Linked DNA regions of Mus musculus: regions 2 and 3 are each linked to region 1. Evidence: chromatin loops called from intact Hi-C (ENCODE). Cell type or tissue: heart. All regions are shown on one strand.

Region 1 (8,000 bases):
TTCTTTTCCCTCACTCTCTACAAACCTGCACCTCCCTGTTACCCTGCAGCCTTTTGTGTGGCGGTGCCCCTTTTTCCTGAAGCCCCGTCATAGCTCTGTGCTGTGAGTTGTTCTTGGGCCTCTGCTCCTACACCTACAGACTTGGCTTGCTGTCTTCCAGTAACTCACGTCTCTGATGACTTCCTTTGCTTTCTTTATTGCTATGGATTTATTTCTTTTTATGCCTGTGATGGACTTAAAGAGAAACGAGAAGCAATCTATCCCCATTCTTGCCAGTTTGAATTTGAAGCTCTTATAAGGAGTTAAAAAATTCATGAATGAAGACATTTTAAAGGAATTATTAATTATTAAATATAAGCTCTTAGAACTTATATTTTTTATTTCATTAACCTCTTGTAATGTCCCTAAGTATCTCCATATTACAAATGAGACGACTGAGGCTCAGGATATCTCTTTATTTGTCTGAAGTTGTATGGCTGGTAAATGGTAGTAGGTCCAGTGTTTAAACCCAGGTTTTTTAAGTCTATATTTATGCTTTCTGTTACAGCTGGAAAAAAATGGCAGGGTTCATAGATTTGGGGGGAGGTTATACATAATAAAGAAAGATGGAGATTGTGTGCAGAATCACCTCAGGGACATACAGTCTCCAAGGTTGTGGCTGTTGTTGTTTTAATTACAAAAATAAAAACAGCAACCTGAGTTGTGTCCTTGGGAATAATCGGGACAGGAACTTCCTTGATGTTCAGGGATAGAAGCAGTAGGTGCAGGAGACAAGAACACTTGAGGACAGACCCAGGACAGTCCCAGGACAGACCCCAGGACAGATCCCAGGTGCATCTTTGTGGGGAGCGGGTGTGGCGGTAGTCCCAAAGGCGCCAGGGACTGCAGCTAAGTCATATGACTTGCACCTGACTTCCTCATATAAGACACAAACATCTTGAGTGCTGCGCAGGTGTACCAGGACACAGGTGAATCCAATTTGGTGGAGATTTGCCCCTGCTGCCCTGATTAGCTGAAGCCTCGTGACTGGCGAGGGGGCGTGGCCTGCGGTGAGAGAGAGTATAAAAGGAGTGAGAGGCCCAGGGTTCGGGGGAGATATAAACAAGGGAGATATAAAAACAAGGGAGATATAAACAAGGGAAATATAGAGAAAGAAGAAACAGGACTGAATAAACGTGTGCAGAAGGATCCTGTAGCAGCGTCGTTCTTCCTGGCCAGTTGAGCGCGCGCAACACATCTTGGCCATAGAAAAGCCTGATTAGAAAAACCAATCAGATCCAGACATTTCCATAGGGCAGGGTTGCTGAAGTTGGTAAATATGGGCAAAGAGTTACATCTGAGCTTTGGAGAGGCACTAAATAATTTTTTTTTCATGTAAATAAGTCTCACTTAGTGTGTGTGTGTGTGTGTGTGTGTGTATGTGTTAGCCTTCAGATTTAATGGGTCACCTATATTTCACCTGTCAGGAGTAAATGTAACATTTTTTGATTTAGACTTAAACTTGAGTATCTGTAGTTAGGGGTATCTAGTAGGGTCTTTGTGAGATGTTCAAGTTGATCAACATCAGTATGGGTCTTAAAGCACACTAGAACCAAAGAAATAGAATGAATGCCACATGAGAACCAGACCTCTAAAGAAACTCCTCAAAATGCCCAGCGTTGGCCCTGTTAGTTTGCTTATTTAAAAAGCAGTTTTCTGGGTCATTAGAAACATGCGTTTCTAAGAAAAGGGCTTAGATGTGTCTATTTTTAGCCCGTTGCTCAAAGTCATTGGGGTGTACAGAAATGGTTTAGCATTGCTGACACAGGTGAGCCAGCATCATCAGCCCATGTTAGCCAGGCCACATGGAACACACTGCTCAATTCCCAGAGCTGTGGGTTACGAAGAACTTAGTGAGTGAGCTATATGGCCTTGGCAAAGCCAGGGGGTAGGCTATGACACCATAGACACAGAGAGCCACGACTGTTTAGCCTGGAGAAGGTTCAAGACGACTTGGCTTCATTCTTTGCATACTTCTGCAGAGGAATGCTGGTGTATTTTTCTATCCGGTGCCCAGATGTTAAAATCTTGACCAATGAAAATGAAGATGAACAAATTTGGGCTTAGGACAAGGGTGCATGGGCCAGCCATCCTACCATCTGGCGAGAGTCAGCCTCTTTGGGAGACATCTCCAGCTTCAGGCTTGCTTATTTAGGAAATGGAAGATGAGGGCTTGCGCAGGCCTCCTTGGCTGCGCGTCTCTCAGAGTCTGGCCTGAAGGTCAAGTTTTTGAGTCACAGCCAGACACTTCCTACGGCCCCGGCCCATAAACCCCTGTGAGGGTTGAGAACTAGTGTGTGCTCCCTGAGATCAGTGGAAATAATTACAGCCTGGGGACACGAAAAACAGAACAAGCCCACACAGGCATCCTCTGGATTCTGACCAGCAGAGAAAATGTTGACAGTGACTTTCAAAAGCCGACACAGCCACCAGGTGATCATCACCCAAGGTCCTTTGTTCAGGGAAACAGGAAGTCTTCATCTGGGGTGAGACCTTGCTGAAAGATGCCAAGTGTTTTGGAGTAGGGGCCAGAAATCCTGCTTGTTGGACAGTTTGAGTTTGTGTAGCTCTTAGAGACTGCATGACCCTTATTTAGTTTTAATTTCTTCCCTTTAAAAGTAAATAGGCATTACCAGAATGACAACACAACATTTCTTTGAAGAACATGAGTTCTTATTCTGCTTTGATTGGGAATATTTGAAAATGCTGGCTTCGTGTTGTCCCTCAGTTCAAACCAACATACAACCCCAAAGACACATTTAAAGCCAAAAGTGCCATCCTTTTTTTTTTTTAAAAGAAGGACAAGACTTTTAAATCCTTAGAGTTCATGTCGACTTCAGCGGGAGAGGTAGCTACTCAGAAACTCGTTTTTTCCCCCCTCCTTTTCATAATACAATGAATTTTTAAAAAGCAAGCCCACTCATTACTGAAATTACCCCAGTCCTACTCACCGAAGTCAATTTGATTGACTGCAGTTACATAAGGCACAGCTGCCTTTGTTTCACGACACCCTCCCGGTGCTCAAGGTGCTCACGTTAGTCCTTGCCCTTTACCCTTAGATTCGCTCTCCTTGGAAGAGTCCGAACCAAGGAAAAATCCGGAGCAGTAAGAAGTGAGACTCATAAACAAGGACAGAAGCAGAGGCACGAAAAGTCAGGGGTGGGGGTGGGGACAGTGACTTGCAGTTGTGATTTGTGAAGGGGAAGGTCATGGGAGAGCTGAGTATGGAAGACAAGGCAGGCCCTCATAAACGTCCCTTGCCCATTGCAAGAGACAGGGGAATCAAGGGCTGTGCCCTAAGAAAGAATGTTTTCCTAACCCAGCATCTCCGTTAAAGTTCATAGGAGAACCTGAGGTCCAAGGGTGAACCTGAAGCCTTGCTTGCATTTATGTTTCCTTCAGCCCTGGGTGATCAGGCAGAAGGTTTCCACGATGTCAGATGTACAGCGAAAACCCGGACAGAGAAGGCCATAGGGAAAGAATGCTGCTGTGGGAGGGAACAGGGTCAGCTTCCCGCGGGGATGCGGACACAAAGCCCAAGGTGCTATACTCCTGTTGGCTGCTGACTGCAGGCCTGGCTGACATCAGGCCCTGATGATGCCTGTTAACACTGAGCAAAAGCGCCCTGTGCTTTTTCAGAATACAGCCCCAGCCCTTTCTGCTGCTTGGTGGGTTGATGCTAAATTAAACCAAGAGCTAGGAGGGGAAGTCAATTTCTATTTCTGGCTGCTTTAGACAATATGGAGTCCTGGGTGGGAAGGTTCACAACAGAGTGGATTTTCCAGGAAGTGCTGAGGTCTTCCTGCGTTTTGACGCCAGAATGTTGGCAAAAGCTTTCACGGTAGGACTTTTTTTTTTTTTTTTTTTTTTTTGTGCCTACTAAAGCAAGCTTTAGCTTTTAAGTAAGCAGAAATTTCCCTGGGATCTACTGCCCTCTGCTGGCGATGGCAGATACTTCCCTTCTCTTTCATCAGCTGCAAAGGATAGAATGAAAAACGAGTTAATTTAATAAATAACCCTCATGGGCAATGAAGAAGTCACATGTGAATTCCCTTAAATATAAGCTTACTGAGTTTATAATAAATGAATAATAAGTAAATAAATAAAATTAATTAATTAATTAGACTTTTTAGCTCCTCCTTGGCAAACTCCTCAAAACATGTACAACAGCAACCCCAAATTCTCACCACCCCTCTAAAATTTTAGGGATTTATTATATATAATAAACTGATCAAAGGATTCTAGTCAGCTATTTATAAACCTCCCCACAACCTCCTAAAACATAGCAGGGGGGTTATTTTAGATAAACTCTGGCTGTCCTGAATTTATGCTTTAATGAGCTCCCAGGTGGACAGTTTCATAAATCCACCGTCATGTGTCCAGCACCTCCTTGGTTAGTTAATATATACTGAAGACTAAACCATTCAAACTCCCTAAACAATAGATTCCATCAGTGCTCCTCCCTGGGCAGAAACTGCTACAGTCAAACAAAACAGGAGAAACCAGGGATGACCCCAGAGCATCTTCAAAGCCCAGCAAAACTTCCCCGCGGTTTTTGAGTCAAACTTGATAGTCCATGGAATAGCTCACCTGCCGCCAGAGACTTGTTTACTGCACTCTGATATGATCAAACAAATGCTCAGAAACTGGGGTAGATCCACACTTAGAGAAACAAACCTGTAGTGAAACTCAGCTGCAGAACCCGGATGAGAATTAATTGTCTCAAAAACCCTCAGCCCGTGGCTCCACCAGCCCAACAAGGCTGTGTCTTTATTAGTAATCAGAAGGAATTTGGTACATTGAACACTTTATCACAAGCCATGCTCACGGGTGAATTCTAATTAAAGCAGTTTTATGGCTTAAGAGACAGCCCAAACTTAAAAACATTTTTAAGAAAGGGAAGCTGCTACAAAGCCAGAAGACTGTGAGCTGATCTGTTTGTTTAACCCAGGTGGGCTCTAGAGTCAGTTACGTTCTCTTGTTTATAATTATTTGGGGGTTTGGAGGAGCCTCGAGTGGCTTTTTCCTCTCTCCTTTAAATTAAAGAGCAGCGTGCAGGCTGCTCCATTCGGTTCTGCTTGGGTAAGCCTCTACAGTGAATTGGGGTGTCCCATCACTTCCTGGAGGAACAGTTGGCTGCTGAGAGCAGGTTTATTTAAAGCAAGAAATTTCTTTAAATAAGTCTTTGGTCACGCTGTGGAGGGGGTTGCAAATGCAGCCTGACTGAGACTACCCATGCATGGGGGAGCCTGTAAAGGAATCTCTGCTTGTCTAACCATGTAAGTCCTAAGGAAGGCTTTATTTTAAATTCGAGACTTTATGTTCATTTTATTATACACAGTCTTAATTTGCGCCTCAAAAGAGGGGGCTCCAGGGCGGACATAAAATTAACTTCTCTTTCAGTGTGCTAACCTTTTGGTTTTAATTTATTCACTTGTCAATCTTATGAATGCCTGGTGAACTCAGGCTATTGATTTCCGTGGCCAATGCTATTTTTCCTGTTTATTATAATATATTGTCCCATTGTTACCAGCGCTTGCACTCAGCTAGATTTCCCACACAGTGGACAGGAAACCGTTCCATGGCATCAGACTTCCTTAGATTGATTTTCCAGAGGCTGGGAGGGACCTGCCCACTCCTAGCTCTTTGTGCTGGGACAGCCCAAGGGCCCCAGCAGGCCTCCTTGGACACTTCCTCCCAGGCCCCAGAGTGGGGGTGGCCTGTCGCCCCTCCCGAGACAGTCCCCGCAGCCCTGGGAAACGCTCCTTATCAGTGCCAAGGTTATGTCATTTCTTTTTACATACGATGTTTATTGTTTTTAGAGCCAGCACTGTGGGAATGTTCTTTTCAAGCGCGACAATAGGGCAGCCACAGAGGCAAACTGGTGAATCCCCAGCCCGGAGTTGCGGGCCGTCCATGCAGCTGGGTAGGGTGGCTCTGCGCAGGCTCCTGATTAATTGATTCAAAGATTTAGCACCAGTCTTTAACCGGGATCTTGCCTGTGGGTTGCTTAAAACACCAAGAACGCTTTTAAGGTGGTCCAGGAAATGAATCTGTTCCTTGCTCCGCCTCCCTTCCCCCACTCTAACTCCTTCCGCTCTGCCCTCCTCTCCCTCCTCCACATCTTCTCTCCTCAGTTCCCGGCTTTCCCTCTCTTCCTCTCTCCCTCCCTCCTCTCAACACTGCTGTTACTATTTTTTTTTCCTAAATACCCCCAAGCTTTGAAGGCAAGCATCAGCACGCAACCCATGATTTGGGATTTAAGAGACACCTGCCCTACATATAGGCTCCCAGTTTGAAATAATTTGAAACTCAACAAATTGCCTGAGACAACACATGTGGGGTTTTCATATTTTAGAAAAGTAGGTCGCTACAATTATTGACTTGCTCGAGTATGCACTATCAAACTAAAAATCATTATAATTTTTCTTATCATAAATTTGCTTTCTTAGGAATAGTTTACTGTGAAAATTTACCCATACCATGTAGTAGATAATATTATTTTTAAAAACTGGGTGCTATGCTTTGGAAGGAGTTATTAATTTACAGCCTGAAATCACGTATCCCCCACCCCCACCCCCCTAGGAATTCATTATCAATTAGAGAATCTCCTCCAGGAGGCGGGCAGATGAAAGAGTTCCAACCACAGGCTCAGTCCACCGAGGCGCTGGTGTGTGAAAGGCACTTTGGAGTCTCCTGGTTCCTCTGATTGAAGTGCAGGGGTTTGCGGGGATGGGAGGAAGAGAGAGCATTTGTTCTAAGGACTCCATCAAGGAGAACCCAGCTTGGGCATCTGAGAATACATCCTGAGGCCAGGGACGTAGCTTCTGCTGAAGGTTGCAGTTGCCCAGCAAGAATCCTTGCTATTGACAGAGACCCAGGGAGATTCAGGTTCAGATCAGTTGAAAATATAGATCCCACTTGTTTACCTCCGCAGGGGTGGCACTCACGGGGGTGGGGGGGCACTCACAACTTTTGCTGAGTTTCTGTGAACCATCTTGGAGGTTTAAACTGTCTAGAACCGGTGGGATCTCAGACAGGCTTTCAGATCTGTATACATTAGAGAACCTTGAGTTGCTCTTTGACTCGCTTGGAAACGGGTGGTATTTGAGACCCACTTTTGTCTTGGGAAGAAGCCACCAAATAGATGGTTTCCCTCTTAGGGGAGCAGGCATTTCCTTCTTAGTGAATACATACGGTGGATTCAGTTTGACTTGACCAGGTTCTAGGGGATGTGCAGGTAAGTTCTGCTTCACAGCAAAATGGAAATATTCATAGACAAGACACTAATTCTGTCTCCCAGAAGGGGCTGCGAGCTACCTCAGAGTTGCTTTGAATCATAGCAGAAGCAGGCAGACCATGGAGAAGGCCAGAGAACAGGTCATTTGTCTCTAAGGGGCATTTCCTGGTGTTGTCTGTATCCTTCTTTTCTTTTTAAAGACATGGTTGTAAAGATTTACCTTTGTTTACCCTTGCATTCCTCTGTCTGTGTGTGTGTGTGTGAAAATGTACCCCATGTATGTGCAGGTGCCTACTGAGGTCAGAGAAGGTATTAGATCTCCTTGGAGGTGCAGTTAGTTGGATTCTGATAATGGATGCTGGGAACACAATACTGATTCTCTTAATGAGAAGCTGAAAAACCAGCCTGCCTCTCTCTTAGGCTTAGAAGCCATCCTACAGTAACAACAAGCTAAGCTTATCCCTGTTTGTGCTTGTTATGCTATACCTCTGTTTCTCAAGGATTGGGCTATGCCACACCTATGACCTTACCTACAATGTTCTGTATTGCCTGTCCCAGGAATGGAAATCGAAATCATGGGATTTTTTTGTTTGTTTTGTTTTGTTTTCTTTGTTTCAAAAAGCTGTTTATAACCATCTTCCAACCCTACCTTGTTTTCAAAAGGTTGTGTGACAACCTGTGACTATCTTGTTATGACTCGGTGTTGTTATGACTGCCTTGT
Region 2 (8,000 bases), 220 kb before region 1:
CAAAACCACAGACCCATTACAGCAAATGCTGCAGTTTAAGATGTTTAAAAGTCTACAATTGTAGCTGATTTTGTTCATTACTTGATCAGGAGAGAGAGAGAGGAAAAAAATACCACAATTCTTTTTTTTTCTTTTTTCTTCAGGTTTTAAATGAACTGAGATTTTAATATTTATTTTCTAACTTTTGTAGCATGTTAAGCACAATGTTTTTCTTTCTCAAAGGTGGGGGAATCAGAAATCATGAAAAATATCTTGATCTAAAAAAATGGGAGACAAGGACAGTTATCATTTGTCGCTTGTGAGCGGGGAGTACAAGGGAAGCCTTGTTTAGTCTCCCTGCACTGTGGTCAGGGTATGACAGGCTACCCTGCCAGCCACAGAGACAAATTTGCCAGAGCTGCAGGTGTCACGCTCATATTGGAAGGTGTAAGTCGTTTGTCATGCATCTGGTTTTGCAGAAATACTGGGGCCGTAGGAATTTATAAACACAGTTCCCCTTAATTTGTGGAAGACATTATACAGATAGCATTTTTCTCGGGCCTAAGGCAGGAATCAGAGTCATTTCCCTCTTGGGGAGTGGGGCAGCGGGACTGCACTCTCAGTTTGGTGAGAGGAGTTATGGAAGTTAGTGGATGAATCACAGATTCAGGTCCTGAATTTCATTGCTCTGCACCAGCGTCTCCCAGCTCAGTACTGCTCACATTGCAAGCCCTGTAGCTCTGGACAGTTGGGGAGCTGGCCTGTCCATACCTTGCTTCTCTACTTGTTGTCATATTTAGGAAACACCCCAGGACATTTTAAAATGTTCCTTATGGCGGGGTGGGGTGGAGGAGTGAGGAAAGAAACCATTTTCTGTTGATTAATTTTTATTTTTTAACTAGACATACACTAGAGTCACCTGGGAAGAGGGAACCTCAGTCAAGAAATTGCCTTCATCAGATTGGCCCATAGGCTTGTCTATGTGGCATTTCCTTGGTTGGTAATTGACCTCGGAGGGTCCAACCCACTGTGGGCACTGCCATCCCTAGGCAGGTGGGACCGAGCTGGGGGAGGAGCCAGCCCAAGGAAAAAGCCAGTTAGTATCATTCCTCCATGGTCTCAGCTTCATCTTTGCATTGAGCTCCTGCCCTGGCCTCCCTCAACGCCTGTGATGTAGAAACATAAGTCAAATAAACCCGACCCCAGGCTGCTTTTGGTATGTGGCAGAGACATACACTGGAACACTCCCAGTTGAAGACCGCTACTGTAGATTCGCTTTATATTTGGGGCTGCTCACTTCATATACGTCATATACCATGTTAAAGGAGAGCGGCATTTCCCGGGGACAAAGGTCCGGCCTTGTTCCAAGGAGAGCAGGTGTTGTGACTTGCAGCGAGTCTTTCAGAACGCCCTGGCAACCATGGCTGCACCTGGGGCCAAGCTCAAGGAGTCTTTTATTAGACTTTAGAGCGTTCAGAAGAGTTGTATTTCCTAAAAGTCTCCCCTTACCTTCGGGGCAGTGCCCACTTCCATTTCAGTTGTAAATGCCTCCGTTGGCTCTTTTTTCTCACTGCTGAAATAACAGCCTGGCAGTAATGACTTTACGCTCAATGCGTTTGGTTGGGGATATGGTGCACCGTGCAGGGAAAGACTTGCCACTGGCATGTGAAGCCATAACATACGAGCTGGGGGTGCAGCTTCTTATATCTTGAGGATACTGGGGAAAAAGGGGTCTCTGGTTGAAATGTGGGCTGGTTATAGCCCATAATGTCTGTACCCAAGAAATCTATTTAAGGCGAGGGAGACCCCTCCCCGTAAGTCCCCCAAGTCCTCCCAAACGCTACCGGCAGCAGGAGACTAAGTTTCTATTAAATATAAGTCCACGAGGGATATTTCAGATCTAAACCATAATAGTAACTATAAAAAATACACAATTATATAGCGGAGAACTCAGCGTGTGTGTGTGTGTGTGTGTGTGTGTGTGTGTGTGTAGACTCCTTTTTCCATGGCAAGCATCTCCATGACTAATCAATCAGTGTGCTCCTTACCATTGAACTAAAAGGTCAAGTCTCATTGCAGATTTTTTTTTAACACCTCAGCAGTGTGTCAGAAGAAGGGCTTAGGTGGAAACCTCTGTGTCACAAGTTATTTGGTAACTAATGGTAGCTATGGACGCAACTTTATTTGAATTACGGTGGTAGTGGTGGATGCACTAAAGTCTAGAAACCAAAGAATGTGTCTGGCCAAACTTCATGTTTTCATAAATGATCTTATTGATTTTTATAAGACCCGAGGGAATCCAAGACGATTGCAGGTGCTGAAAAGCTCCATTATTTTCATGGGGTACCCACCTCAGTTTTAGAGGTGAGTACCTGTATGACCCGCTTCTCTTATTGCTGTGGCGATGTTCGCTGCAGAACGACTTAAAGGGTGAAGGTTGTGCCTGTGACATCAATTTCAGGTGCTCTCGAGGGCGGATGGGCATTAGCTTCCATGAGACACTTTGTGGGTGTCAAGTGGTGACTGGTGATTAAGGACCCGAGCTCCAGGCAGGCAGAGCAGGCAGCCTGCACAGCCATGACAACGGAAAGGAAGAGAGTCATTGAAAACAGGGTGGGCTCTGTTGCCCCTGCTGGTGGTGAGAAGAGACACTTGGTGTAGGTCGGGCCTGAGCTACTGAGCCAGGAAAGGAGTCAGAGAACTCACCCTGGACATCATTTGCTGAGAAAGCATCTCCCTCTAGGGTGAACGCTCACTCATTTTGAGGTGTGTGTGTGTGTGTTTGTGTGAAGATCTTCTCTTTCAAGTTCAGGGAGCCACAGAACTTGGCACACATTATCAAAAGATGGAAACCAAACTACCAGGTTCAGTTTCTTTTAGGAGCCATATTCCATTCTGGGGGGAGGAACGAGCCATCAATGTGGACCCTACTTTAGGCTCCTCCCATACCCACAGGAAATTTTGATACATACTAAAGTTAGAAAGCATTGATCTAAGCCATACACATCTGGGTTTTGGTACACTTTCTGGGTGTTAGCGTGTAGTGACTCAGGGTGGGAGATGTCTCTGTTTTTGCACATGCTATTGGTTTGTGAATGCAGCCCATGATCAAAGAGGACAAAATTCTAGGTTGCTCTCTAATCCAGGTGTCCTGGCCTTGTGGGCCAAACCATATCGGGGAATGTGTTGGAGGCGCTGAACAAATATAAGGACACCTAGCTCAGGGGGTTCTGAAGGAATGGTGAAGCAGTGGAGATCTGGGGAAGATCAAGCTGAGGACAGGCTGGGGACAGTGCATGCTTCCTTGGACACCAGAAGCTTGCCTGCCATCCACTCCCTGGGATCCTCACATCCCAGGAATGTGGTGGTTTCAGCAATCAGTTTATCACAGTTTAACACTTCCAGGTCTATTCCAGTGTCAGCCTATGTCCAAGGAATGTGTGTATGTTGGGAGTGGGGTGAGTCTCCAGGCCGGGGGACAATATAGCAGGAGGAGTTTCCTGGCTGGACTGGCTTCTTAACACTACTAACATATTTTCGCACATTGGGAGAGTTTCATGAGGTCCTCTTGTTCCCAAATATCTTTGACTCACCTTATTCAGTGGCCTGTGTTCAGAGTGGGATCTGATTATTTGGAGAACTCAAACAACTGTGCAAGAAGGAAGCCAGACAGGTACCAAGGCTGTTGGGAAAGCCTGGTCATTGAGGGGGATGGCCTGGGAGCTGAGATATATTGAGACCAAGAAAGTCAAAGGACTTCTGAGAAGGGCTGAAAAGCTATTCTCTTGCGTAGGCCATGCTCACAGGTACATGACAGGGGTTATCGCAAATAAGGGCCTTGGAGTACAGTGGTGTCAGGAGCCAAGGTGAACACAAGAATACTGTGGACCTTGAGAACAGAGAAGGGGAGTGGGGGACCCAAGACTGCAGAGAGAAGGCGTCTGGTTTGCAGCTTTATTGGCCACCTCCGCCTCAGCCTTTGCTAACCACTGTGTGGTTGTGAGGGAGAGGAGGTGGTCACCATGCCATTGTGGTTCCTGAGTCAGCCAGAGCCCATTGCCGCCAGGGAACCAGACTCCGTGAAATGTTAATTATCTGTTAGAAAAAACAGTTTATTTTATACAATGCTGAAAACAAAAATCCAATCCCCGAGCGGGCTCTGTCATTTGACTCGCGCAATGTACATTTATTTATGCCCCGTAAAGGTACAGGGAAAGCCATACAGTGGTCTTTTTAAAAAGGTGATAACACGTTCTTTACACTAAACCGTAACACCTACGCACACAGTGATTGAGTTATAGTCAGAAAGGCACCATAAATGACATTTCCTCCCACTAATTTCACATTGCCTGTGCAGCTCTGGGGAGTAACATTACTCTTCAACAGAAAAATGTCCTATCCCACCCTGGCAACGCCTCACAGCACTTGTATTCCCGTCAGTTTTTTTTTTTTATCAGCTTGACTTGCCCTGTTTCTTCAGGGGTAACTTGTTCTCTGATGCTAGTCTGCATTTTATGGAGTGTGGAGTCATAGCAGTTTCCTTGTCCTGGTCCCATTAGCTTCCTGGTCCTATTGTTTGGAGTCTCCAGATCCTGATGTGTAATCCAACTGTTTCCCCACTATGTGGGAAGCGGAAAGCTGCCGGCCTATGTCTTGAACAACCCAAGCTAGAGCTTTCCTTTCCCAGGAAGATGCTGGCAAGACTTTCTGGGATGCAGCGCACACAGCAGCTGTGCACAGGGAGTGTGTCTGGTGGGTCCCGTCACTGGGTTGGAATCTGCTGGCAGCATGATTTCTGAGTTAAGTCTAAAACTCTGAAAGGAAGATCTCAACAGTATTTGGGTCTGTTTCTTGGTGGGTTTCAACTTTTTGCACCGGGTTATGTTTTTTATTCTGCTGTTTTCAAGTTCTTGATTCTACACCCTCCCCCAACCATCCCCCCCCCCAATTGTTGTTGTTCTCCTCCTTCTCCTCTTCTTACTCCTCCACCATATTGTAATGAACTCACATTTAACAGTACATGTAGCTAGATGAATGTAGACCGTGCAGGTAGAAAGAGACAGGAGTCGTAAATGATAATAGTTTTTCTGATTTCGACCCTGTCACAGTTGTTCTTTTTCATCCTGATGCTCACGTCTTCCGAATGCAGAGTTGTAGACTGAGCAAACACTTGCTTGGATGGTTCCCATCTCATGAGACAAGTTGACTCTCAGTCCATTGTGTTGACTCTCAGTCCATTGTGGAAGAAGTCACCTGACTCACATCCCCTCAGTTTCTCTCCAGCTCCGAATTCCTCTATGCAGCTCCTGACTTTTCTACTTTGACCCAACCCAGAGCTGGCTTTCTTTTCACAGACTAGTGCCCCTGCCCACAACGCTGCTTGGCATATCCCTTCTTCGCCCTGTAAGTGTCTTCTTTCACAGAAGGAAGGTGAAAGAGTAATCTATTTATTTTTGTTTTTGAAACAAGAGTTTCCCTGTGTAGCTCTGGCTGTCTTGGAACGCTGTAGACAAGGCTAGCCTTGAACTCAGAAATCGCCTGCCTCTGGCAGCAGAGTGCTGGGATCAAAGGTGTGTGCCACCCCTCATTGAAAGAGTAATTTATAAACAGTAGATTGTACAGAGCCTTGTCCCATGAAGGAGGTGATCTGTGTCTTAGGCCCTTTGCTGTCACTGTTTTTCATGCCAAACATTTTCACTTTGGAGAAATCACCATGGAAGCCATCTTGGTGTCCCACTCTCCCCCTTGAAGCACACCAGTCTTCCTCCGAACTCCTCCATAACTGTGCAGAGCTTAGATTCTGGCTTATTACGAAGCAGGAAGCAAACGTGGGGGCGGAAAAAGCCGAGAAGGTCTGGAGGCGGGGACACCTGTTAACAGCAATCAGGAGTCTAAGGAATCAGGAGGTGATGAAGATGGGCACTGGGTGTGTCAGGCAGAACAGGAGAACTCAGGGAGAAATGTCACACTGGCCTCATCCGTAGGCAGCTGCTGCTACAATGACAGTGTGTGGGGTTTGCAGGGTGTTTAAGCAAATATGGGCCTGTTACAGATAGAAGGACCACGAGGGGAGAATTACCTGATGTGGGGGTCAATGATGAGATAGATCTTAGGCACACTGATATAGGATGCTAGGATGGCAGGAATCTTAATTTTTAATTGCTATTGGAGAAATTGCAGTGAAGCCAACGTGACCAAGACAATGTGTCAAAGAAAGCATTTAACTCAGGCTCATGGTCCCAGAGGGCTAGAGTTCTTGACCTTGATGGTGGACAGCATGACAGCAGCAGGCAGCACGAGGCTGGAGCAATAGCTGAGAGACCAGTGTGGTGCACAGAGAATTAACTAGCCCAGGCTGGCATGGGCATTTGAAACCTCAAAACCCACTCTCAGTAGCACACCTCCTCCAACAAGGCCACAATTCCTAAACAGACTATGAACTGGGAACCAAACTTTCAAATATCTGAGCAGATGGAGGCCATTCTTGTTCATACCACCATAACTGGCTTTGTTGCTTTTGTGCCTAGGGTCAGGAGAGCATATAAAAGCAGTTAGAGCGGGCAGGGGGAAGTCAGGAGGCTACAGGAGAACAAAGAGAATGGGCTGGAGTCCTGTTAACCCTTCTGATCGTCTGTGCCCTTCCTTCCTACCTCTTAGAAATCTCATTGTTTACTAAACACCCTCAGGGACCAGGCTCCACCACTTTGACATTTGGGTGACATTTCACACCCAAACTGCAGCAGAGGTCGTTGGGCCCTGCTAATTAAGCCTAAGTCTACTGTTATCCAGACAGTCCTCTGAGTTTGGTGCTAAATGGGGCACTCCCTTTATCAGCAGGGCTTTTCCTTTTCTGACATTGTCTGGGGAGCTGCTAATCCAGATTCCCTCTACCTGCATAAAGTCGAATAGCTTTGGCGAGATTACAGGTTCAGCTTCCTTCCTCCTGATAAGACCCTGTCTAGTAAGTACCTGAGATTCCTGGAATGCCTCTCCATGCAAATGAGGCATACAGAGAACTTTAAAACTCTAGCCACTGATTTTTTTCATTTACCCTGAAAACTCCTTCCCACTTTCCAGAGTCCATATTTAACCCTGGTTCACCCTAAATAAAGTGTATATGCTCACAAGCTAAGATCAACTCAGCGAGCTGTCTCATTGAAGGTCCTCAGAGAGGCCTTCACCTAAAAGACCTTAACACTAAAATCTTGGAAGAAAGCCTTCTCTCCCGGTCACCCCCCATCCCCTCCAGCACTCAGTCCCAGGGGGACCGGAATCTTCAGTGCTCTACCTATTCAGGACTCTGATTCATCCTCGCCCAGTGTGTAGAGGTGTCTGGACACCCTGAGAGGAAGGAAGCAGGGGACTCTAAACCACAGCTGGTGTCCAAAAAACGCATACCAGAAGAGGTTGTCTATATTACCTTACACAAGATGACCACAGGGTACAGTGGGCAAAGCCCTGTTTTAGAAACTAGTCTATAGATAAAGATCTGCAAATCCTGCTCTTGCCCTCAGGATGCAGGCTCTCTAACAGTGGAGGCAGAACAGCAACAAGGAGTTGCCATCCGGTTCCCAAGTGTCATCACAAAGGCGAAGAAGAAGTCTGTCCTTGTCTCCAGGGTGGAGTGGGTGGTGTAATAGCCTGCTGTCTCTCTACCACTGAGAGGAAATGAATACAGAGAGGTGAGGTGTCGTCCTCAAAGTCACTCACCTACAAAGGTCGTTTTACTCACCTTCTCTTAGACCTGCCCGTGTGAAAGAGCTTTCCACACCATGCTATGGGGAGAGCCACACCCTTGATGGCCGACACTGGTCAGATGAGACACACAGCAGCTCATCTGTCACATCCGCTCACGGTTTGGGAAGAAAGAGACTGCAGTAGTACAGGGCCATTGGTGGACATTCATAAATAAAGCAAACTCAGGAAGAGTCAAAAGACAAACATTGAGAAAATACATCGAGATAGGGACTTCAACAAGGGCTTTCTGGAAAGGACTCCAGCAGCCCAGGGAACGACAGTGT
Region 3 (8,000 bases), 260 kb before region 1:
CCCATTTTCTCCAGCCCTACTGATTCATGTGGCAATCTGTCTCCTCCCTCTGTCCTGCAACCAACTCCATGAGGTCTGTTTCTCTGGAAAAGAAGCGCTGGAGATATGCACTCACATGTATTTTCTGGGGGAGTGACTGTGGCACCTCTGTTGACCGAGGATGAACTGATGTCAACGTTCCCAGGCATGGAGTGCTGTGAGGTGCTTTCTTGCTCCTTGGGCTTGGTAACGTAAGCAGTCACCCTTCTGTTTGTTGCTTCCTTCTCTCTCCCCCTTCCTTTCTCCTGGATGTCTTTCTTTCTGGGGACATGCTCCTGGCTGGAACAATACCACCCAGAAGCTGAAGTGACAAAACCTAGTTTCCTTCCTCACGCTCACTGTTGGTGTCTGAGTCCATGTCATCAGTGACTTTTGCCCTATTCCTAAGGCACAGGAGCAGTGACATGACTCCTGGGTGAAGAGCTCTGCTGCTGGGACTTCTGGTACTGCCCACTCCCCAGGTCTGCCCCTGGGACTTTATGGACACACACAGAGTCTTGTCCCTGTAGTTATGAGGGAATATGTGTTGCAAGCAGTGGTTTTGTTAAATAGGGAAACAAGGTGTATGCTTATGATTGTGTTACTTGTTGAAGATGGTTGTTTCTTTATCTCTCTCCTGTAGCAGGAGGTATAGCATGTGCTTAGTGTGCACAAATCCCTTGGGTAGCAGCTACATACATACATACATACCCAGCTACCTACCTACATAGGTACGTACAGACAGACGAACAGATAGATAGATAAATAGATAGATAGATAGATAGGCAGGCAGGCAGGTGTGCGTGAACACACACACACACACACACACACACACAAACCCCTTCACTCCTAAGAGGCAATGCAGGAGTGGAACATTCCTCTTGCTCATCTCAGAAGAAGGAAGCTTCTCACTATGGCAGGCTTTCACCAGGGTGTGATTTCTTTATCAGACAACCATGTCATTGTTATCTTGAACCCTTTAAAGAGCCCCGATGTCCAGCAAAGCTCACCTGCTGTCCTCACAGGCTTCTACCCTCCCTCTCTCCCCATCTTGCACCTTGGATCACTGATATTAGGCTAAGCTCCCCCTAGTGGTGAACAAGGCAAACCATGCACTGACACCGGGGTCACAAAAGCTGCAGTTCAAATACAACTGAAAAGATACGACTTCAGGTAGAGAAGGAAAGGACTCGTAAGTCAGAGGATGTAAAACTGTTGTGTTAACCACTAGAATGTCAGCCCAGAAACTGCAAGATATGTTCTGTTATTATTCACAAAAATTGATTGATGAAAAAGAAATAAGATAATTTCATTGTATTGGAATTGTGATATAAATGAAGCAGAATGCTATAAAATACATTGGTTGTAGCAATTTGAGTGAAACTCGCGTATTTAACTGGTACATCTGATTGGTAGTTATATCTTGCAAACAGTGGGGTGAGCAGTTGTGAAGCAAAGAGGGCTTGGAAGCTTTTCCTGCAACCAAAGTTTCATGTGATCCTGGGCTGACGTCACATGTTCACGCTGAGAGGCAGATGACCTCAGTCAATTACTTATAAATTCTTTCTCTATAAGCTTAACTCTGAGCCACCGGGGAGAGGTGCGAGCAGTGCTGGGCAGAGCCAGGATAGTGGGGCAGAGTACCAAGGGTCTTGGAGGTGGTCAAGGGTTTGAACAGGGAACTTGTCCCGCTGTTTTTCAGACACAGCTTTTTGAAATTGTATTTTGGGAGTCCGTTGGAAGATTTCTGTCCGAGGAGTGGTGGTAGTTGAGGTCAGGCACCAAAACACACATTCCTTCTGTATTTCCTGTAGCAGATGGGAATATTTTAACTCATCTTGACAACATCATGGACAGGAGTGGGCTTTATGGGAATGCCAAGGCAGAGACACAAAAGCTAGCCCATCTTGCACTGTGACATTCTAAGGCCAGCACAAGTGCACCCTGGCACATGAGTGTATTGGGCATGCATCCAGGTGTTCACATACAGAGAGTGTGTACCGAGGTGAAGCCATGGCCTCCCAGGACAGAGGGATAGATCACCCACACTCGAGCACTCAGCAACATGAACAGACTGCCATTGTTGTATGGCTCAGACGATTCAGGTCCTGTCCTGAATCTTGACTTGGTTGCATAGTTTCATAGTATCTTTCAGAACTCAAAGCTCAATTCTGTGCTAATGAGTTGGCATCGGAATGTCCTCGGTTTCTACTAGTTTGTGTGGTAAAGATGAGAATATTATCTACTGCCAACATGGGTGCTGGTTTCACCCGTTTCTACACAATAAAGAGCAAAGACGGGCAGGTTTTTATAAGAATCTCTTCTCGTGTGGCTTACGATGTGTCTCAAAACCATCACCTGAAACATTTCTGCCGTGGGAGAGAGCACTAAAGAGATCTCAGGCTACACAGCCTTGATTTTTTTTTTTTTGGTCAATATACTGTGCATTAATCTGACAGTGACCAAGGATGATAATAATAATAATAATAATAATAATAATAATAATAAAAAGCACCCAGACTAAAACCTCTTCTCATTCTCATGAATACGCACAGCCCAGGCCTTGGGGTACCTCCCTGATATATTGCTTTTTTCATGCTCAATGTGGTCATTTGGAGAATGTTAGCGTAGACCTCTATGGCTGGAACTGCTGCCTAGAGACAGGAAATGAACCAGTTCTAGGTCGGCCTGTCAACATCAGGCTTCCAACAACCAGCTGAAACCGAGGCTGCTTCTGTTACACGGAGTTCCCAAGAATATTTTTGAAAAAGAAGCAGTTGTCACACAGCAAAAGCCAAATCCTGGGTTGGTTTCCAAGGGCAGTGATACTCTTAAGTGATTCCAGCTCCCAAGCTATTTAAAATCAGCTTAAGCAGACAAAGTACGACTCCAAACCGGTCACCTCTGGTTAGCAGTCCATCTACAATTCCATCCATTTGGAATGAAAGAGGAGACTGATGGCATCTTTGGAAAGATTGTAAGTCTAGTCTGGGGGATGGTCAGCTGTGATCCAGAAAACACTTCTTGCTGGCAGAGCCAGATGGCAGGCAGGCAGGCACTCTGAACTTCGTGTTGGAAGTTGCTTATGGGAAAGCTTGCACTGGATCCTCCAACTGAAATGAATGTTCTGGAAAAGACATCTGCAGAGTGAAGAAGTGGGTTTGGAGTCCAGCTGTCCCCGAGTTTAAGGATGTTTTGAAGAAACGTGAGAGTTGAAAATTGAATCTGAAATCGTAACCCGGGAGAGGCCTTACTGTGCAGCTGCACCTTTAAGGACATGGTAAGATCTGGTCGGCTTGCAGAAGTTTCTGTGGCAAATGCCACTGCATACAAACTCTGTGCACCGGCGTTCATTTGCTCAACCCTCACGGTTGTGCATTTTTGCATGATAGTTTCCCGAGCTTACAGCAAGGGTCAGCTGAGATTTGTCCTGGGGAGAGAGAAGTCAAGGCGCCAGTCGATTGTCTCTGTGAACCGCTCAGAACAATGCGATGCTTCTGGACTGGTCAGTAGAGAACCAGCCCTTCACACTCTGGGTTCATGTTCAGAATTTCACATAGACAGCTTTTCTATCCAGAAGTACTTCACTACTCAGGTAAAACCTGATTATTTGTGAACACTATATTATTGTATAAAAGAGACCTCTGTGCTGACCTACACCAGGGGATAGTGAACCAGTGGCTCCTTCTAAGGTATGTTATATTTGATTAGTTTAATATTCCATAATATTTCATCTGTCCTTCATATTTTTGGTGGCTTATGAAACAATACTCTCTAGATTTCACTGCAAGTGGAAAGTTGGCTTGGAAACTCTCTATCCAATTATTCCCGTATACATTTGAAAACAAATCTTTTTTACTTTTTTGGAAGTTTTTACAGGAGTCGATAAAAATAGGAAACTTCAGGTTTCAGATGTTTTATTGCATTTTTGTGGCATAATAACAGCTTCATTAAAAATAACTCCACAGTACAATGTAGACGTTGTGAGGCGCTTAAACACTCGCGCCACCGGCTTTCTCTGCAAAATGTCGTGTCAGGGAAGCTGTGCTGGTTTGTAGTTTATATTTCATTCTGCTGGTTTTTTGTAAGGTATTGGGTTACCACCCCCTACTGCATGGTCGTACAGGCAGAAGAGGCTGCCAGTTGTATGCTGCGGAGTATGGAGGCTCTGGACACTTCCTAGCTGAGACATCCTTGTACCAAGATGCTGGAGTCAGCTTCCCTCATGGGAAGGGCTAAGCTCACTCTTGGGACAGCTCTTTTCTGTAGTGTCCTGTTTGGTTGCTGGAAGGAAATGTTGTGGGGGTAAGGACGAGCCTTTCTCCTCTGAGTTTGGAAAATGATTTTAAGATGATGAGTGTGTGGGGAGGAGCCAAAAAGGCATCTGATCCATTGGGTTTTTGTTAGTCCACTATCCTTTCCAGCTCCCCCCCCACTCCCCCCGCCCAACTGTGCTCAAATGTCTCTGGCCATGGGAAACTCAGTTTCCAAAGGCAGTACCTTCTGTCTGGACACAGCCTTGGCACTGGAGTTCTTCTTGATGTGGGGCTGAGATCTGGCTTAGCTCAGCTTCCACCCATTGTTCTTAGCTGTGTGCCTGTGGTTCATGAGAGCGCTTTTCCTACTCCACAACAATTCGGCTCACAGAAGGAAGGCAGTAAGACAGAGCAGGAGGGTGAAGCTGGGGAGACAAAGCAAGTCTCTTTGACCCTTGGTCTCCTTTGCTGTGAAATGGTGATTGTGGGCCTGACCTGACCATTCAGGGTTCTGGGGAGTTGGGAAGGTATGGTCAGAGCACAGCCCAGCAAAGTACAGAAAGCCAGCAGCACAGGACCTTCTGCATCTTTACCTATGGTCTGGCTCTGTATACTCATCCATTCTTGTCTGTTGAAGCTTGGGGCTCTCCACTTCTTTCTCTCTCGTTAGCTTTGTCTTACCTCGCACATCTCCTATCTTTTCTTAGAGGTGTTGTCTGCTACAGAATGTGGGAGCTTCTCCCCTAGACCTAACCACTGAACGGAGCTTGGTTCTCTTAAAAAGAAAGCACAAATTGGGGCTGACTTACAAGTTCAGAGGTTTAGTCCATTATCATGATGGGAAGCATGGTGGCGTGCAGGCAGATGAGGCATTGAAAAGGGAGCAGAGAGTTCTACATCTGGACCTGAAGGCAGCAGGAAGAGAGAATCACACTGGGGCTGGCTTGACTATTTGTGAAACCTCGAAACCAGTGACACACTTTCTCGGACAAAGCCACACCTCCCAGTTGTGCCATTCTCTGATAACCAAGGATCCAAATCACTGAGCCTATGGGGGACCATTCCTATTCAAATAATCACATTCCACTCCCTGGCTCTCAAAGGCTTGTAGAAATATCATAATGCAGAAATGCATTTAGTCCAACTTCAAAAGTCCCCATAGTCTATAATAGTCTCAACATTGTTCAAAAGTCCAAAGTTCAAAGTCTTTTCTGAGATTCATGGCAGTCTCTTAACTATAACCATCTGTAAAATCAAAATGAAAAAGCAGATCACATACTTGTAACATACAATGGCGCAGGATATACATGCCAATTCCAAAAGGGAGGGAAAGAAAGATACGAGGAAATACTAGACCAAGGCAAGACTGAAAACCAGCCGGGCAAACTCTAAACTCTGCACCTCCATGTCTGATGTCAAAGTGCTCTTCAGGTTTCCAACTTCTTTCAGCTTTATTGACTGCACCACACTTCTTTCTCCTGGGCTGTTTCCACTCCCTGTTGGCAGATATTCTGAGTCCATATCCCAGGGCTCTGGTGTCTCTAACATTGAGAGGTCTCCACGGCAATGCAGGCTTCTTCTTCACAGCTTCAGGAGAAGGTCTCTCTGGGCTTCCATGAAGGGATATCCCTGCTACGCACCTGGTCTCTGGTTTCCAGAGATTCCATAACCCCTCTCTTGTATCCTTGACTCTAAAGCCAGTACCATGTGGAAAAAGGTCACTTTATTTAAATGCATTTTCACCAGCTTCCTATTTTCAATCGTTTCCTTTACTACCTAAGCTTGGCTGTCCTAGAACTTGATCTGTGGCCCAGGCTGGCCTCAAACTCAGAGATCTGCCTACTCCAGCCTCCATAATGCTGGGGCTAAAGGCGTGCACCACCAAGGTAGTGTATATATATATGTTGGAAGCTTAGCTGTGTGGGGTCTTGCCCTGAGGTCACCACTCCCTTTGTTCCATTTAGCATCAGGCTTTTCTGTAGACTTTCCCCCAGTGTTTCTTTTCTCCTCAAACTGTACACTTTGTTCAGATTGCTCCTTTTCATTGTAGATCTGCATCCATGTCCTACTAATAACCAAGCGACACAGTTAATACTGGGCTGTATGGAAATCTCCTTTGCCAAAGCTGTTAATCTGTAAGTCTTCAATTTATCCTCGGGCAGATATTTTTTGGACAATGACAGAAAGCCGCCATATAAATATCACCAAAATATCACAAGAAAGGTCTCTAGGCCACATATTAATATTCTTCTCCTCTGTTACCTCTTGACTCATGCCCCCTACACTTCAGATCACCCCCAGTACCACTGTCTTACATGCTCCTATGAGTATGATCCATTAAACCCCACTTAAAGCATTCAACTGCTTTCCAAACCCCAAATCCACATTCCTTCAAACAAAAGCATGGTCAGGCCTATCACAGCAATACTCCAGTCCCTAGTACTAACTTCTATGATGTTTAGGGCTTCTGTTACTATGAAGAGACACCATGACTCTTATAAAAGAATTCATTTAATTGAGGTAGCATATAGGTTCATAGGTTTAGTACATTATCATTATAGTGGTAAGCATGGTGGTACAAAGGCAGACATGGCGCTGGAGAAGAACCAAGGGTTCTACATCCAGATCCACAGGCAGCAGGAAGAGAGAGACGCTGAGACCGTTTTGAACATTTGAAACCCAAAACCTGTCCCCCAGAGTCACAGTTCTTCCCACAAGGACACACCTCGTAATAGTGCCCCTCCGTGGTGACCAAGCATTCAAATCTATGAGACTTTGGGGGCCATTCTTATTCAAACCACCATACCTTCTTATAACATTTTGCCCTCCTTTCCTGGGGGCTGTAGAACAGAAAGTGGCAGGAATGAGGGGACAGAGCTTTTTGTCTTCTCAGCAAAATGTTGGGGGATTTTTAAAATAACTTTACAAGGGTCTGAGATCCTTTTAGTTTCTCTTATTTTATTCTCTGTAGTAACAAGAGTGAGCCCAGTGCACATGTTTTAGGCAAGTGCTCTACCGCGGAGCCATGTCCCCAGATCCCCCTTCCCTTGTGATTTTGGGACAGTCTTTTTAAGTTGCCTGTGCTCCCTTTGAACTCCTGTGCAAACCAGACAGGACTTGAACATGTGATTTCCCTGCCTCAGCCTTCTAAGTAACTGAGACGACAGATCTGCACAGATCATGCATGGTCACTTAAAACAACTATGTGAGTTACAGTCCTAGTCATGGGTCTCCAGAAAAAGACAGCCAATAGGAGATCCATCTATGTTTTCAAGCATGTGAAGGAGGACAGGATGGAGCACTGATTGGTTCATGTGATTATGGAGACAGAGACATCCCCTGCCCACCAAGTTCAACCTGAGGAACAATGAAAGCTGTGTGACCCATGTCATACCTGGAAGCTTGATAACAAGGTGGGAGAGTGTTGACCCTAGGTCCAAGTGGGGCACTCGATGAGATGCCTCACCTCGAAGTTCAAGGGAGACTGACTAAAGGGCTGTCTCGCTTTCCTCTGCCTCTGCTCTCTCCAGGTCCTCCAACAATCAGACGATGCCCATACACATGCATTAGTGCCCCTTGCATTACTGAGCCCTCATGCTCAAATGTCAGCCTACTCTGGAAATGGCGTAGCCATACCCAGGAAGTGCAATCTGGGTACCCTATAACCAGTCGAACCCCAGGGAGAATCAATGGCCGCAGTTATTTTTGTGAGTTTTGTAATTTCAT

What was found. Hi-C counts contacts between places; a loop is a spot of excess contacts. Peaks named below come from ENCODE experiments on the same cell type or tissue, not always from the same donor. Only the 100,000 strongest peaks of a DNase experiment are listed, where the experiment ranks them.
Region 2: a loop joins it to region 1, with 7 times the contacts of the local background. A loop is called at or near these places in 4 of 42 quality-filtered maps.
Region 3: a loop joins it to region 1, with 6 times the contacts of the local background. A loop is called at or near these places in 9 of 42 quality-filtered maps.

What each region holds. Positions count from the first base shown.
Region 1 is chr8:8,988,991-8,996,990 of GRCm38, forward strand. No RefSeq gene overlaps it. Among named protein-coding and RNA genes, the nearest start is that of 4933430N04Rik, 140 kb to the right of the region's middle. In heart, a CTCF peak has its summit at 3,989 (motif pointing left); DNase peaks (open chromatin) are centred at 2,221, 3,751 and 5,771; H3K4me3 peaks cover 1,327 bases; H3K27ac peaks cover 5,044 bases.
Region 2 is chr8:8,768,011-8,776,010 of GRCm38, forward strand. No RefSeq gene overlaps it. Among named protein-coding and RNA genes, the nearest start is that of Gm39127, 49 kb to the left of the region's middle. In heart, a CTCF peak has its summit at 2,619; a DNase peak (open chromatin) is centred at 4,551; H3K27ac peaks cover 316 bases.
Region 3 is chr8:8,732,914-8,740,913 of GRCm38, forward strand. All of the region lies in intron 2 of Gm39127 (a long non-coding RNA gene), which reads left to right. Among named protein-coding and RNA genes, the nearest start is that of Gm39127, 14 kb to the left of the region's middle. In heart, a CTCF peak has its summit at 1,115 (motif pointing left); DNase peaks (open chromatin) are centred at 1,088 and 4,598.